Linked DNA regions of Homo sapiens: region 1 is linked to region 2. A link is a loop called in an ENCODE intact Hi-C map of the cell type or tissue named here. Cell type or tissue: endothelial cell of umbilical vein. All regions are shown on one strand. Each heading gives the region's core, and the rest is flanking DNA. Links, peaks and the distances in the headings are about the cores only. Region 1 overlaps NTPCR (nucleoside-triphosphatase, cancer-related). Region 2 has its middle 33 kb from the start of LINC01745.

What was found. Peaks named below come from ENCODE experiments on the same cell type or tissue, not always from the same donor. Only the 100,000 strongest peaks of a DNase experiment are listed, where the experiment ranks them.
Region 1: a loop joins it to region 2, with 10 times the contacts of the local background. A loop is called at or near these places in 1 of 110 quality-filtered maps.

The regions. Positions count from the first base shown.
Region 1 is chr1:232,971,195-232,979,529 of GRCh38, reverse strand. It overlaps NTPCR (nucleoside-triphosphatase, cancer-related), which reads right to left. Exons shown (of 5, transcript NM_032324.3): 5 at 1-1,367. The coding sequence ends at 1,299. Among named protein-coding and RNA genes, the nearest start is that of NTPCR, 25 kb to the right of the region's middle. RefSeq lists an enhancer at 577-1,776. In endothelial cell of umbilical vein, for the core only: no CTCF peak of the experiment used is centred there; DNase peaks (open chromatin) are centred at 1,139, 4,389 and 5,259.
Region 2 is chr1:232,680,452-232,688,786 of GRCh38, reverse strand. No RefSeq gene overlaps it. Among named protein-coding and RNA genes, the nearest start is that of LINC01745, 33 kb to the left of the region's middle. In endothelial cell of umbilical vein, for the core only: no CTCF peak of the experiment used is centred there; DNase peaks (open chromatin) are centred at 4,086 and 4,696; H3K27ac peaks cover 2,225 bases.

The sequences.
Region 1 (8,335 bases), core at 325-8,324, 290 kb before region 2:
TCCAAGTCAAGCTTCACAAAGTTACCTCGGAAGAAAAGCGCTGAGGAAAGAGACACTGATGGAGGAACCAGACCTGGGCTGCGTGCCATTTTGGTTTTGATGTGAGCCCCTCCCGCCCCATTCACTGTGCCCCAGTGCCCAGCCCAGGGCTCCTCACCCGCCACATGCCCGACTTGTCCACAGTTAGAGAGAAGGCACACTGCTGCTTATACCAGTGGGTTTGTAGCCAATGCTAATTTGTTAAAAAAAAATCCTGGAAATTCATAGATCTTCACCAAAAATGACCTAAAAACACTGAACTGTTTATCACTCCAGTACCATCTACCACTTGGAGGGAAGTTTTTATCCTCTATCAGTTCTGGGGTTTCAGGGGTCTCTTCTACTTTCCTACTTCATTTTTATAGTACCCCTGTTATGGGCTGAACTCCGCATTGCTACACCATTATTCCTGATAAGCCCAGCCCCTGGCACTGGGCACTCTCCACAGTTGTGTGGAGTGGTTGACAGTTTCCTTCTGTGGTGTGACATCACTCCTGAGATGACAGCCACTTCCTGCTTTTCTGGAAGGGAAACTAGGCATAGAAAGATTCAAAATTGCTCCCGAGTAAACTAAGGCAAAGCAGTGCTCTTATGCAAACCCGTGGGCCTGAGCTCTTGTCATCTGGTCGGCTGAATATCAGATGCTATCAACACTTCCAAAGGTTGTGTATTCCTCCCACACAATGCCTCCTGTCTGTAACCATCAGATTTATTTTTATATTTATTAAGCAGTAAGCAAACAGAGTTGGGGGAGATGACCTAAAATGGTTTTCTTTTGGAATAATATTTTTTAAAAAATCAAATAACTGTTATCACTTTAAGTTGCATGAGGCTGAAGCTGCACCTGGAGAGGAATTTAATTTTCATGACATGCAAAACTGATTAGGCAGTGAACTCTTTCCTCCCGCTTCCCCTGAACACATTTATAAACTTCAACGGGGGTGAATTCCATCTAATACTCTGAAAACCATTTCTCATCTCACAGTTTACCCAAATCATGTGCATGACTGCAAGAGGAAATAAACAAGAAATCTTTAAGCATAGATAAGCCACAATGGATAGTTAATCTTGTACAGACAATCCAGCATTAAGGCTAATTTGATCTTTTAAACATTTTATGGGAAACAGCTGTTGAGTTTTCTCTAGAAAAGCCCACAAGGTTCCATAACCCCATAGGCATACAGCCTCGACAGGCAGGGCTCCATCAGGCTCCTCTTGAACTGGGCACTCCTTCACGGAAGGCAGGAATGCACGTGTCTTCACTTCCTGCTGCTCTGCACGCACGTCACGATATCTGGCAGAAGGTGGTTTCTGTTTTCCTTGGTGACCTGTGGGAAGAAGTGAGAGAACAGGCTTCAGAGCTCCTTTCCTCTTCTTCAATCTTGTGCTAGGTAACTCTCTAAAAGAAACGCCTGGAAGGCTGGGAGAGGGTGAGGTATGTTTTGTTACCCAGGCAGGAGGCCCAGCTCTTCAGGAGCACTCAGAAACAGGACAGGAATCACCGAGTCCCAGCATCAGTTTCTGCCAAGTGACAGCTCAAAAAGTCAAAGTGGGTTTGGAGCCCAGACAGATTTCAGCCAACCATGGGGAGAGCTGTGAAGTGAGTCCGACGAGGCACACCGGGACGGATGATGGGCACACAGGACCCCTGAGCACGACCTGTCCTGAATGGAAGGAACTCAACTGTTGGAGTGAAGCGAGGAGGAGAGCCTGGGAGCCAGCGGGGCCCAGGAGGGCACCCAGCAGAGCAGCAGTGAAGCGCCCAGGATTCTGGGATGCTCAGTCATCTACCCGCCTCTCCACAAACATCAAGTGCTCATTTGAAACATGGAGAAGTGGGAGAGCCAGAGACGTGAGGGTGCCTCCGTACAGACTGTTACTCAGGCCTCCTGACTGCAGTGTGTTCTCCAACACTTACACCATTACAAAATCAAACAAAAGCAACAAAGAGTTCACCAGAGCTTTACCCGATGATCTGTTTATTTTTCTTTCACTACCACACCATCCCGAGTGCCCCAGGGTAAAGGAAGGGCCATCTCTGCTCCCATCACAGTGCCTTCCTACTTGGCCCATATAATATCCATCCACTCAACACACGCTGATGGGGTGGAAGGGCAAACAGGAGCCAGGCACAGAGATGCGCATAGAGAAGCACCACAGGTAAGGACCCTGACCTCATGGAGCTCGCAGACCAGGACAGGACAGGCATGAACAAGGACAATGAAGGAGTCTGGGGGGCAGGCAGGAACAGGGGCATGTGTGGGGTCAGGGGCAGGAAAGGCTTCCAGGGGTGCTTAAGCCTGGATGTAATTTCGACAGGTGAACCATGGAAAAGGGGCTGAGCCAAGGTTCCCGGTAAGAGCAGGGAGTGCATGTGGAAGCCTTCTGAGGTTCAGGGTGGTTGTATCTGAAGAGGGGGCCTGGCATACAATAGGTGCCAATACATGTCTGAAGAGGAGATGCAGAGCGGACCTCGTCAATTCTGGTTCCTGGCACCTGCTCACCCTTCTTGGAAGAGTGCTCTGGTTGTCTTTAGGAGACTGTACGGTCTAGGAAACTTGCCCCCAGCCAACAAGTGGGCAAGCCAGGCCCTGGCAACTTCTCTGAGATCTGTACCCCAAGAGGAGTGACTGAGATCTGCACCCCAAGAGGAGTGAGCTCACGCAGCAAGTGCCAGAAGCTGATCCCATTTCTACTGGTCCTGGCTGCGTCAATCCCGTGATCCCATTTCTACTGGTCCTGGCTGCGTCAGTCCCGTGATCCCATTTCTACCGGTCCTGGCTGCGTCAATCCTGTGATCCCATTTCTACTGGTCCTGGCTGCGTCAATCCTGGGCGGCTGTGGCTCCACTTGAAATGAGGACAGTCAGCTTTTCCTTTGGCTTCATGGGACAGCTCCAAAGCCTATAAGGCTTTTTGATGCTGTTTTCACTTAAGTTAGCCAAAGTCCATTCCTGTTGTTTGCATTCAAGGAATCCACCTGAGGTAGAAAGGAGGCGACACAGAGGTGGGCACCACAGGGGCCCTTTTCTTCCACTCTGAGTTCAGCAGTGATTGCAGTAGCTTCTGCCTCCAGCCAGGCTCTGTGAGAGTGGACTGTGATACACAGCTGGAGAATTTGCTCTGGTCTTCTATGACACAGTACGGTGACTACAGAGTAAATAACAAGGTAGTGTATATTTCAAGATAGCTAGAAGAGAAGATTTTGAATGTCATCACCACAAAAATGATAATTTAAAGTGACAGATATGGAAATTACCCTGATTTGATCATTATACAATGTATACATGCACTGAAACATCACACTGTACCCCATAAATATGTACATTATATCAATTACAAATTAAAAATTAATTTGAAAATTGAGCAGAATGCAAACACTCCAATATTAATATTTTGATACTCCCTTTGATTTCCCTAAGATTATTTCTGAAAATTATGCAATAAAATGTTGATGTGCAACTCTCTGCAGTATTCACTTATGATATTCCCTGTTGAGAAAAGCACACTCCCAAATGCAAGAACAAGGATCACAGCATCTGCCAACCTCAGGAGTCTTTGCCTTATGTGAAATTCTAGTCTACTTTTTATTCAACAGCCAGAATTTTGGTTGCAGAAAGCCTTTCCTGAGAAGCTAATTAGAAGAGGGAACTGGGAGCTGGGAGCAGGAAAAGGAAATAAAGAAGACTGCAGAAAGAAGAAAGTAATCCCAACCATTCTTTTTTTCTGCACTGGAGCCTTAAGAGAAAGAAAGGAAGCTGAGTGAACCTGAACCCTTGCACCTGCCCAGTGGCTGTAGGGGGGCCCTTGGTAAGAATTTATCCTGGGCACAGTGAAGATAAGACTGTGAGCACCATGGGGTCAGAGGCCACATCTCATTCATCCTGTGACCTCCAGATCCAATCCCTTGCTTATTAGGAATGTTGGGGGCCCTTCCCACAGTTTCAAGGAAATGCATGTGGTTTTGTTTTGCTTTCTTGCACATAGTTGTATACTAAGAGGCATTTCTTCCCCTGCCTGCTCCATCCATGTTTTCAGGTCTGGGGTTGTTAAAGTCAGAACATAAGCAGGACCCAGTATCTGGTACTGCATCTGTGCCCAGCAGATGAGTCAAGTACTGTCTCTCGCCGTACCTAGGCCAACCAGATGAGAAGACAAATTTGTGATATCACCACCTCAACTTCTTATTTAAACAATCAAGAAGCGGGAAGGGGAGACTGAGCAGGGCATACAGACACTGATCATATTAAACAAGTTAGAAGGCAGTGAGGTAGCATGCAAGCAGCCTGGAAGATCAGATAATATCCACTCACTGCTGCCAAGAACATGTGCACCCCAAGGTCTAAACAAGAGGCTTAGTCATACTATGAAGCTGCCAGCTTGAAAAAGAACTAAAGTTGTTGATAACATTTTCAATGTTATGACATTAACTAGAAGGCAGCAAAATCAATCAATGACACACTCATTGGGATACAATGGGATAAAACTCAATGGGATACAATGGTAATAACCTCTTAGAGTTCTGAAAAACAAATTATTGAAGAACCCATAAGTCACCTGCTATGATTTGACTGTGTCCCCCACATTTCATGTGTTGGAAACTTAACCCCCATGCAAATAGAGGTGGGACCTTTAAGAGGTGATTAGGTCATGGGGGCAGCCCTCATGAATGGATTAATGCCATTATAGTGGGAGGGAGTGAGTTATGGCAGGACTGGGTTACTGATAAAATGATGTCTGGTTCTCCCTCTCTATTGTTCACTGCTAAAACTCCAGTGGATAGAACAGTACCTGACATACAGTGCGTGCTCAATATTTACCAAATAGATGAATAAAAATACTCCATCACCAATTTCTTCTACTGATGCTTTACTAGGTAATAGGAGGTGCCAAAGATTGTATCAGTGAGATTTTATTTTCCTTCTCAGGTACTGTTCTTTCTTTTCTTTTTTCAGCTATTTTTTTTAACACATCAGAGAATGTTATCGTTTTGCCTCAACTGTCAAACATAATTCTTCAAAAGTCAACAGAGGAAGAAAAGCCCACTACACTCACTCAGAGTTTTACTCTTCCCATTGTTCTTTCTTCCTTCCTGATGTTCCAGGTCTCCTTTTACCATTTCCTTTCTGATAAGAGAACTTCCTTTGGCCATTCTTTTAGAGCAGTTCTATTATGACAAATTCTCTTAGTTTTCCTTCATCTGTGAATGTCTTATAGAATTATGAGTCGACAGTTGTTTCAACACTTGGAAAATGTACCACCTCCTTCTGGCCTTCATGGTTTCTCCTGAGAAATCTGCTGTCACTCATATTGTTTTTACCCTATAGGTAAGGTGCTGCTTTCCTTTCACTGCTTTCAAGACTTTAATTTTCATAAGTTTGACTATGGTATGTCTTGGCATGAATTTGAGTTTATCCTCTTGGGGTTCACTGAAAATGTAGGTTTATGTCTTTTGCCAAATATGACAAAAATGCAGCCATTACTTCTTCAAACACTTTTTCAACCCCACACTCATCTCCTGTTACTACAATGATGTGAATGTCACATCTTTTGTTATAGTCCCACAGGTCCCAGAAACTCTGTTCATTTTGTTCATTACTTTTTCTTTTAAGTCTGCTCTTTGTCAGGTAATTTCTATTGTTCTACCTTCAAGTTCACTGATTCTTTCTCCTGTCATCTCTATTCTGCTGATGAGCCCATTCAGTGACTTTTTTATTGGCTATTGTATAGTTCTAAAATTTTCATTTGATTCTTCTATCTTCTAGGTTTTTGCTGAAACTTTCCAGTTCTTGCTGAGACTATTTTTCATTTGTTTCATGTGTATCTGTAATTTTATGAAGCATTTTTATGATAGCTGTTTTCAAATCCTTGCCCTATAATTCCACTATCTGAGTCACCTTGCTGTTGAGATCTGCTGATGGCCTTTCCTCACTCAGGTTTAGGTATTCCTGATTCTTGGCATGACAAATGATTTTCAGTTGTGTCTGTTGTGTTGTTCCTTAGGTCCTTAGGTTCCTAGCCAGTCTGTCTTTTTCTCTTCACTTTTCAGGTCTTCTTATGCTTGTATTATAAATAACATCCTTAGCAGGAAAAATAAACACAAGTGTGTCTACTCTATCTTGTCTAAAACTGGAAGAGTTCTCGGGTGTTTTTGGAAAGTACTCTGTTCACCCAACGTTATGAAGAATAAGTCAAGATAATATTACTAATTTGTGTGGTATATTTCCCCCATATCATGAGCTCAGTCTCATCTTCACACTATGCATATTCATTGGAAAGTACTCTGTTCACCCAACATTGTGAAGAATAAGTCTAGATAATATTACTAATTCGTGTGGTACATTTCCCCCATATCACGGGCTCAGTCTCATCTTCACACTACGCATGTTCAGCTGGTAGCAAGGGGACGCTGACTCTGACCCCTTTTCATAGCTCATTTTCTTACCTGGAATGTTCTCCCTTCTTTTTCCCATTTCCTCCTTCAAGAGCCAACTCAAGAACCCCTTCCTTTGGACACCTCTCCACTACCACTGCTCACATAGATCTCTCCCTTCCCTGCCCCTAGATTTTGATTGCCCCATGGTCTGTTTTTCTTGAGGGCAGAGATCATGCCTCACAGGTGCCTAAACGATGGACTAAGTACTGAATGTGAAGGGCACTCTCAAAAATGGATTCGGATACTTTATTGCATGTGAGCAATGGAAAGAACCCAAAAATATATCTAATCCAACACCTAAGTTTGCAGATAAAGAAAATGAGGTTCTTGGCCAGGCACAGTGGCTCATGCCTATAATTCCAACACTTTGAGAGGCTGAGGCAGGCAGATTGTTTCAGCTCTTCAATTCGAGATCAACCCCGGGCAACATGGTGAAACCCCATCTCTACAAAAAATGCACAAATGAGTCAGGTGTGGTGGCACATGCCTGTAGTCCCAGCTTTTTGGGAGGCTGAGGTGGAGGATGGCTTCAGCCTAGGAGGCAGAGGATGCAGTGAGCCAAGAGCATGCCACTGCACTCCAGCATGGGCCACAGAGACTAACCTTGTCTCAGAAAAAAAGAAAATGAGGTTCTTGATTTATAAAACTGGAAAAGGCCAGGCACAGTGGCTCACACCTGTAATCCCAGCACAGATTACTCTGGGCAACAGAGCAAGACTCTGTCCCTCCCCCTCAAAAAAATAAGTTAAATAAAAAATAAAATAAAACTGAAACAGAAGGACCACACAAACCCCAAAGCAACAACAACAAAAAAAAACAGGGTATGTCAGCCCCTATCTCTTACTTAATTAACTCAAAGCTAATTGTTTTATTTACAGATCATTAGAAGCAATGATTATCTTGCCTGGAGAATAATTTTGAGTCTCAGAGAGCGGAAGAAATGTGGTATGATCCTAAGACACAAAGTCTGTTTCTGGGCATCACAGTCAGCTCCTTTCAATCCTTCCTTAGGACTGTTAGATTAGATTAGTTTGTGGAACTAGCCAATCCCTGGAGTCTAACACTAGCAATTTCCCGGTCTTCCAGCCTAGAAGCTATCTGACCTCAAAACTAATTTTCTTTCATGATCTTTCACTATTCATTGCCTTGATTTCCATGGAAACTCTATAATCACAACCAAAAATGTAAAATAAGAGAAGACGACATGAAACTCTGAAGAACCCCACAGACTTTTCAGGGCTCTCAAATGTCACCTCCTTGAAGAGACCTTCCCTGATCGCCCTTGCTACTCCTGCCCCCAACTACCACATTGCCTGGTTTCTTTATTTTTGCCTTTATCAGTATCTGAAATTGCTTAACTTATCTGTTCACATTTTTGGTATTCAGCTCCTCCATTAGAATGTAAGCTCCATGAAAGCAGCGCCTTGGTCAGTCTCGTTCACCACAGTATCCCAAGACTTAGAATGACACCTAGCATACAGTAGGTGCTCAATCACTATTGACCAAATGAAGGAATAAATAAATCAATAAAGAAGCGCATACATTTTTCCAAGTCTGGCTGGTCTAACCCTAATGGCTGTTTACCACCACACTCCAGGATTCTTGGTGGCAACATGTGGATACTCCAGGATTCTTTGGTGGCAACATGTGGATACTGCCAGTGGGCCAAGGTGACATTTCACTCAGTGATTAAAATGATCATGAGGAAGGTGCTCACGGGTACTCACTCTCCACTCCCCCTGATAGGAGTGGCCCTGCCTGCCTGACTTGTTCACTTGGCACTTGCAGGGCCAGGGAGCTTTTAAACTGGGGGTGGGGAGTGAGGTGTGTGAGCAGAGCTCAGCCAAGAGCACAGCTACCA
Region 2 (8,335 bases), core at 218-8,217:
CTGCTCGATCTCCATGGTCATTTTCCAAGAAAGCCTTCAGATCCCAGGCATAGTAAAGGCTGCTAGAAAGAAAAAAAGCAAATAAAACTCTCCCCTCAAAGAGACTCAAATCTAGGGTAAATTTTAAGGAGCCAATTATACTGTTTGCACAGGGATAAATTATGTAATAGAAACATAAACAAACTGCTGAGATGGAAAAGCAAGATTCGGTTATGCATAGAAGCTGAATTTGTCTTTGAAAGATGGATAGAATTTTAAGATATGAAAGAAGAGAATGTTGGTTTACCAGTTGCCCAAAAGGGCATAGTAAGTCAGAAAATGAGGTGTGCTGGCATTTAGTAACAGGTCATTACTGGTGACTAACAAAACCAGCCTGAGAGGCAAAGAGGACTCTGTGTCAATTCCAAGACATCTACATGGAAGTAAGAGCTAGTGAGAGAGGTAACGAACTTCAAGTAATGAGACTGAATCCCAAATTACAAACTGCTCAGGAAAAACAAAGCATAGGAGATAAATATGTAGGGAGGAAGTTGAGTGGATAAGGAGAGAGGGCAGCCGGACCCAATTCTGATGGATGATTTGGGGTTTCTGGTTTGGTCTTGATTTTCAGAAACTGGCTGGATTTCCTCCTCTCTCTGTAAGGCAGCTTAAAAACATACTGGGGAAGTGACAGAGCCAAGGAATAATGAGCAAAGGCACAGAGGTGAGAAAGTGCCAAAGGCCTGGAAGCAGCTGGGGTGTTCAGGAATCAATGAGTGACATGCAGTTCCCCCTCGGTATCCATGGGGATTGGACCTGCGATCCCCCGAGGATATTAGAATCCACAGACACTCAAGTCCCTTATGTAAAATGATGCAGTATTTGCATGTAACCTACACGCATCCTCCCATAAACTTTAAATCATCTCTAGATTAGTTATAATACCCAGTACAATGTAAATGCTATGTAAATAGTTATTATACTGTGCTGTTTAGGGAATGATGACAAGAAAAATGCCTAAGAGTCCGTGTATGCTTAGCATCCTTTTTTATTTCCAATTTTTTTTTTTTTGCCTTTCTTTCTTTTTTGTAGACACAGGGTCTTGCTATGTCACCAGGGCTGGTCTTGAACTCTGAGCCTCAAGTGATCCTCCTGCCTCAGCCTCCCAAAGTGCTAGGATTACAGGAGGGAGTACCACACCCAGCCTATTGAATATTTTTAATCTGAGGTTTGCTGAATCCATGGATGAAGAACCCACGGATATTGAACAGAGCTCTAACTGTAGTGGACTCTGCCCTCTTTTGCTCAAGAGAAAATGAAACAAAACAAAACTGGATGTTCATCTAAGAGAAAAGAGTGAAAGTGCAGACCAGAACCCCATCTCTGCTAAGGGAATGACCATCTCAGAGGTCAGATTTCTCCAACTGTGAGTCAATGCTTTCTTCCGAATGAGCCTTGGCCCGAAGAAGCCGTGCAGTGAATGACCTTCACGCATTAACTCGGAGTCTTTTTGGAAAAGTGAATGCCGTTTTTAACCATAAGAAGGGCTGGTCCTGACAGGTTTGAAATTAAGAAGGCCTCATTGTGTGTGAAGGGCTTTGAAGTACCACCCGAAGTTGCTCTTGATCTTTTCTGTTCAAGTAGAAATATACTATGAATTCATCCTGGAATCATAAGCTCCTATTGGCATTTAGTCTGGAAAGAGGGCAGGGAAGAATTCAAAGAATGAATTATAATGAAGGAATGTTAGGCATATGATATCTGGGTAGGGGAGGTCTTACAGAGCTGAGCAACTTTCCTCTGATGGCTCACACCTGTATTCCCAGCCCTTTGGGAGGCCAAGGTGGGAGGACTGCTTGAGGCCAGGAGTTTAATAGCCTGGGCAACATAGTGAAATCCTGTTTCAACAAAAGAGAAAAAACATAACTGGGAGTGATGGCCTCAGGAGTCTGCGGCAGGAGTATCACTTGAGCCCAGGAGTTCAAGCGCTGTGACTGTGCCACTGTATTCCAGCCTGGGCAGCAGAGTGAGACTTTGTCTCAAAAAAAAAAAAAAATGGCCCATGGGCACTATCAGCTTCAGGACAGGTGCTACTCCCCTACAGCACTCAGGGTGTTGATGCCATTCGCACAGGGCTTGGGCATGGGCTCAGAGGAAGGGTAAGCTGGTGGTAGTCAGAGTTGAGCTAATGCTGCCCTTGAGCCATGGCTGCTGCTGCTGAGTTGAGTCACAGCCCTGGAAGGAGTGTGGGGCTTACATGTACTGTCGTCAGAACCAGCTTCTGCCCAGCACTGCATTCTCAGTCAGCCCTGGCTCTGGGACAGGTGGTCCCCAGGGAAGCCTGAAACATCGGGACTGCAGTTCTCTCTTTGTTCTGAATTAGTTCAGATGCATTTTACTGAGTGTGTGTTTCAGGGGTGTTGGAATATCATCAGCAAGCCTACCAGGGAGGGTGCAGACGGGCTCCACCAGGCTTCCTAAGGAAGGAAGTCAGGACTGGAAGAGAACATGGGCCCCAAGAGTCGGCACTCAACTTGCCAGCCAAGAGAAGTATTCCGTATCTCTGGGGTCAGCTTTTCCTGAGGGTTTGTACTCTATTTAGAAATGTGTTTTAGTCATGTCCCAACCGAGAGATATGATCATCAAAAAGCCTTGCAGTCTGGCCATCTGGACACTTGGTTTCTTTGGGGTTTTTTAATAAAGGAAGGACAGAAAAGTCAGCATGTGGCTGGGACATCTGGCTGCCACCATAGAGTCTGGGAAAAGACAGGCAATGATGACTAGCTGTCCCCTGCAACTAGAGTCACATCTCTGCAAAGGAAAAGCTTTCTCTTCTTGAAAGTATCATGTCCAAAGCCGTTTCTCAAGTGAGTTGAGTTCTTCTTGAAATGTCACGTACAAAGCCGTTTCTCAAGTGAGTTGAGTTCTTCTTTATGAATGCCCACCAGACATTCATCAGAATAGTGTCCAGCATTGGGAACCCGAGCTCTTATGTTCCCATTGGAGTGCTTCAGTGGTGCGCTGATGACCTCATGTAGAGGTCTGATGAGAAGCTATTGCACTCAAATCCACCTATTGATTCCAGTTCATGGAACTGACCGAGGCCTTATAAGCTCCTTGCCACCAGCACGACAGGGAGCCCTCCCTCGGAGGGAGCCATGGAAATCCTATAGAGGGCTTACTTCTCTGGCACGGGTGTAATCAATTTCTTCATTCACTCACTTAACACATATTTAGCAAGCACCTATTGTGTGCCAGGCACTGTTCTGGGTGGCAGGAAGCCAAAAATAAGTAGATCCTAGTCTGTACAAACTTTTAAAAGAGAGAAAGCCCTTTATAATGGGAAAGGTATTTGATCATCCAAACCAGGGCTGGATTTGGAATATAGGAAATTGTGGAATTGATTCACTCTGTTACCAGGATAAACAATATGTTTTGCACCCCAGTATTTTCTTTTTTCAGAATGAGGGGAGTGGACAAGACAGCACTCTTCAGGGAGGCAGTTGTCAAGGCTGGGCTTTGCCTCTAGAATTCCCTCAAGATAAATTGCCAACACCTGGAGCGACAATGACCATGGGCCTGTAGCTGACTGTCATCTCAGCTGCCCGCCCTTTCTACACAGAGTGAAGGAGAAAGACTGGATTCCCAGCAGGCCTGAGACACATGAAGGACCAGCTACTTAGGACATGAAAGAAGAATGCCAGTATTTATGGAGCACCTTCTATGGAGCAGAGCCCGTCCACCTACTCCTTCAGGGTGTTACTTGCTTCATCTTTAAAGATGAGGAAACTGAGGCTCAGAGAGGCTAAGCAGCCTGATAGAAAAGGGCAGAGCCAGGAGTCAGATTCAGGCCTATGAGGCTCCAGAGCTCAGGATGACCTCAAATACCACAAGTGAATACATGAATGAATGAGTCATGGAAGAATGGAAGACTGCTTTTGACGGTGGTGCAGCTGATGCTGCTAGGGTCTAGTAATGTATTTAGTCTAGATTGGGCACAATTCATGGGCATTAGAACTGCAGGTGGGAGAAGCAGATGAAGCTTGGTCTTTATGTGCTCAGTGCATCCTGTTGGTTTTGCCTTTCTGCAGAAATGAGTGGAAGCTGAAGACTGAGTGGCAGTGGACGGGAGAGGGACAGAGCCAGGCTCTGGGAAGGTCAGCTGGCAGCACTGAGACTGAGGGAATGGGAGGGACTGAAGAGAAATTTTCTGAAGTTAGCAAAGAGGTTGTAAAGGAGGAAGGAGTGCAAAAGGAATGGGCAACTAATGCTAGAAATATTGCAGGAAAATTCATAAGACTTCCTGACTGAGTGTGTAGGAAATGTAAGTAGAGGAAGGGATCACAGCTGGCTCTGTAGTTATTTATTTGAGCTTATGCTTATTAGTGTTGGCTATGAGCCAGAACTTACTTAGCTTGTCCTATCTGGTCTTCTCAATAACCCCATGAGATATATTCTATTATCATCATCTCCTCTTAATAGATGAGAATGCAAAGAGGCACATAGAGATCATATAAGATTTCTCAGTATGAGGGACATCTCCACCTGGATAGCTTCACCTCAAACTCAACATTTTATAAACTAAATCAACCATTGCTGCCCCCAATTTGCTCCTCCTTTTAGCTTCCCTGTTTTAATCAGTGCCATAATCATTCTTAGTGGCTCAGGGCCAAAGCTTGGAAGAAATATGTCATGTTTATTCATTCATTATATGTGCTTCCTACAAGCTAGGCACTGTGCAAGATGCTGGGATTACAGGTAGACAATATTGGTCCTGGCCCTTAAGGTGCTTAGAGTATGCTGAGGGCCAACACAGAAGAATGGCTGGGTCCCACTGTAGAAGAGAAGCAGGACGTCTCCAAATATGGCAAGCTGCTGTCTTCACATTTCTGCTCAATCTCAGTTATGTAATAAATATGCTTTAAAACATTGTCTCAGCATTCTCCACCTGACCAGCTCCACTCTTAATTCCAACTCACAAAGCTAATACCACTAGAAATTTCTGCAAAAAACCTATAGATTTAAAAAAAAAATTCTGAGCAGCTCAGTTTCCTGTAAGAGTTTTCCTAGCAGAGCCACAAAATTGATAAATAAGGATCCTGGGCTCTATCTAATGCCTTTATTGCTCTTATGCTTCTGGGAGGTATTCATTTATTTTCCACTATGTCCTGGCTATTTCCGAAAATGTTAAAAGCATATTAAAATGGCACGTGTAGGATCAGCTCTGAGTGATGGAGTAGGGAGAATGGGATTCTCAGAAATCTAGAACTAAGAGGAGACTACTAGCCATAAAACTTATCCCTAAATTCCCTGACAGCCTAGAGAAAAAAAGAAAACAGAAGCTTTTATTGTAAAAGTGGAAGCAAAATTTAGCGTTAGTAGAAGCACATCTCTTTCCAGCTCTGATCCTTAGAGTGCTCTATGCCTCGCCTTCCCCACTGGCTTTCTCACTGTGTGAAACAGGTCTGTTCCTATGCTATCCCCTACCAGGCGGGGAGCCTCTTGAGAACAAGGACTGTGTCTTAGTCAGTTTTTCTCCAGATGTTGGCCTGTAACAGACATTTGATAAATATTCTTTAGTGCAGAACTGAACCAATGTCTGTATAAAGGTAAGAGGAAGGAAGGAAGGGAGGGAGGGAGGGAGGGAGGGAGGGAGGGAGACAGAGAGAGAGAGTTACCAATATACAAAGCAACTTTTTTTTTTTTTTTTTTTTTTTTTTGAGACAGGATCTCCCTCTGTCACCCAGGCTGGAGTGCGGTGGCATGATCATGGCTCACTGCAGCCTCCACCTCTCAGGCTCAAGTGATCCTCCCACCTCAGCCTCCCAAATAGCTGGGACTACAACCTCAAGCCACAGAGAGAAAATTACCAATATCCAAAGCAGCTTTTTTTTTTTTGAGACAGGATCTCCCTCTGTCACCCAGGCTGGAGTGCGGTGGCATGATCATGGCTCACTGCAGCCTCCACCTCTCAGGCTCAAGTGATCCTCCCACCTCAGCCTCCCAAGTAGCTGGGACTACAGGCTCATGCCACCACACCAGGCTAATTTTTGTATTTTTGGAGAGACAGGGTCTTGCCATGTTGCCATGTTGCCCAGGCTGGTCTCGAACTCCTGAGCTCAAGCAATATGCCCGCCTCAGCCTCCCAAAGTGCTGGGATTACAGATGTGTGCCACTGCACCCAGCCCAAAGCATTTTTCAGATGGAAACTCATAAAAACTTCTCTGACAACTCCATCCAGAATTAATTCTCTACCTCCTTCTATGTTATCTTGGTGTGTGTGTGTTTTTTTTAACCTTTGATTATAGCACATCGTGGTCTGATCACAGTGCCTTATCTCCTCTTGCTGCAGCCCTAGTGCCTGTGGTTAGATAAGCACTGGCCCGGCCTGTGTTTACCACCTACAGCACCGCTGCGATTTATCAACCTGGGGTCAGAGTCTGACTTCATTAAGGGCAGTCAAAAGAAGGTACCATAGGTTTTTGTGTCCATTCCACATGAGGAGTTTCAAAGTATGTTTTGAAGAAGGTCCACATTTGGGGATTAATTGGAGACCTCCTTGAAGTGACTCTTCTAGGAGACCCCATATTTATCAGATATACGAGTTTTTGGTGTTTGTCTGAAAATAAAGAAGTCTTTGTACCTAAGGTTCTTTTTTTTTTGAGACGGAGTCTTGCTCTGTCGCCCAGGCTGGAGTGCAGTGGCACGATCTCGGCTCACTGCAAGCTCTGCCTCCCGGGTTCAAGCCATTCTGCTGCCTCAGCCTCCCGAGTAGCTGGGACTACAGGTGCCTGCCACAATGCCCAGCTAATTTTTTGTATTTTTAGTAGAGACGGGGTATCACCATGTTAGCCAGGATGGTCTCCATCTCCTGACCTTGTGATCCACCCGCCTTGGCCTCCCAAAGTGCTGGGATTACAGGCGTGAGCCACCGCGCCCAGCCCCTAAGGTTCTTATTGTCTTTAGTCTCCATCCAACTGAAAGCATGATGGGGATGAAAACCCTGGCTTTTCTGTCCCAGCAGGGACACTGTGTATGACTGGCCCCTCCATCCTGTCTCCTCTCCACTCCCCAGAAAATTCCAAGGTGCTCAGGCTTTCTCCAGCTTCGCCTGTCAAAGCCACTCCAAAGGAAGGGGGACCTGTACTGGCCACATATACACTGAGGTTTCAAGTGACTCACCTACCTCAATGGGCTCCCCTTCCCTTGCGCAGGGGGTAAGGGGAAGACCACCCTAGAATCTTTGTTTCTACTTTCATCAGAGGTAGGAATTATTTTTAGGCAAGGCCAGATGAAAAGGTGGGCTGGCTGGGCAGCTCCCTTGGGGCAAATTTGAACAAGGCATAAACTATCACTGAGATAAATTCAAATTATGGTGCTTGTTAACTTCAGCTTCCATACACAGCTTCTTTCACAGCTGGTGAAATATAAGTTGATCATTTTTCATTGAAGTTGGACAGAGCCTTAGGAAAGAAACATTTTTAAACAGACTTTCCCCGAGCTACCATGACTACTAAGAATTTTGAGATGAACACGGGGTAAATGCAATTAGCTGAAGTTCAGCAGTTCACTGAAGTCCAGAGACCATGTAACACATGGCATAGCTAGAAGGAAGAAGTGATGTATTTTGTTATCTGTGTGTTCAAATCATTCAATGTGCCTCCCAAGGAGTACTCCAGATCAAAAGAAATCTGAGAATAGATTTCCAGAAAAGTGAGAGAAGTCTTGCCAACTGTTTTAAGATTGTTGATTCAGTTTTGGTCAGTGCTGATTACTAAACTAACATGTTTCTACGTAAAATTTGTACTCAGAGAAAATCAGTTTCTGTCTCTCATTAATATTATTGAACATGAAGTTTCAAATGTCAGGCTCCAAAACCACGTGTCCTAACTAGAGTCTCGGTACATTTTCATGCCCTAATTCACAGCTATAGGCCAGGACTATGCACACACGGGCAAGCTGAAGACACCACCTGTGACATGACTGCAGAACTCCATTTGTCTTGTGATACCATTCCTGTGTCCCATTTAAAGCCTGTGGCCTGCTTGTTCCGATATCCATGAACCTGCCTCCTCCCAGCAGTGGGTGCTTGCTGTGAATCAGTCGCTCTTACCTCTAACACCTCCAACAGCATGCTGTCACTCCCTTGTATGCAGATCTGCCTATTTTTACCAGTCTATAAGCTCCTTAACTAAGTACAAGGACCACTTATTACTTTTATTTCATTTTCTAAGAGCTAACACAATGCTAAACACATAGTCGACAATAAATACATGTCTGTTGAATTAAAAAGCTAGTAGATGAATTAATTATATAGATTTGACTTGTTGCCTGCTTACACTTGTAACATCCACCA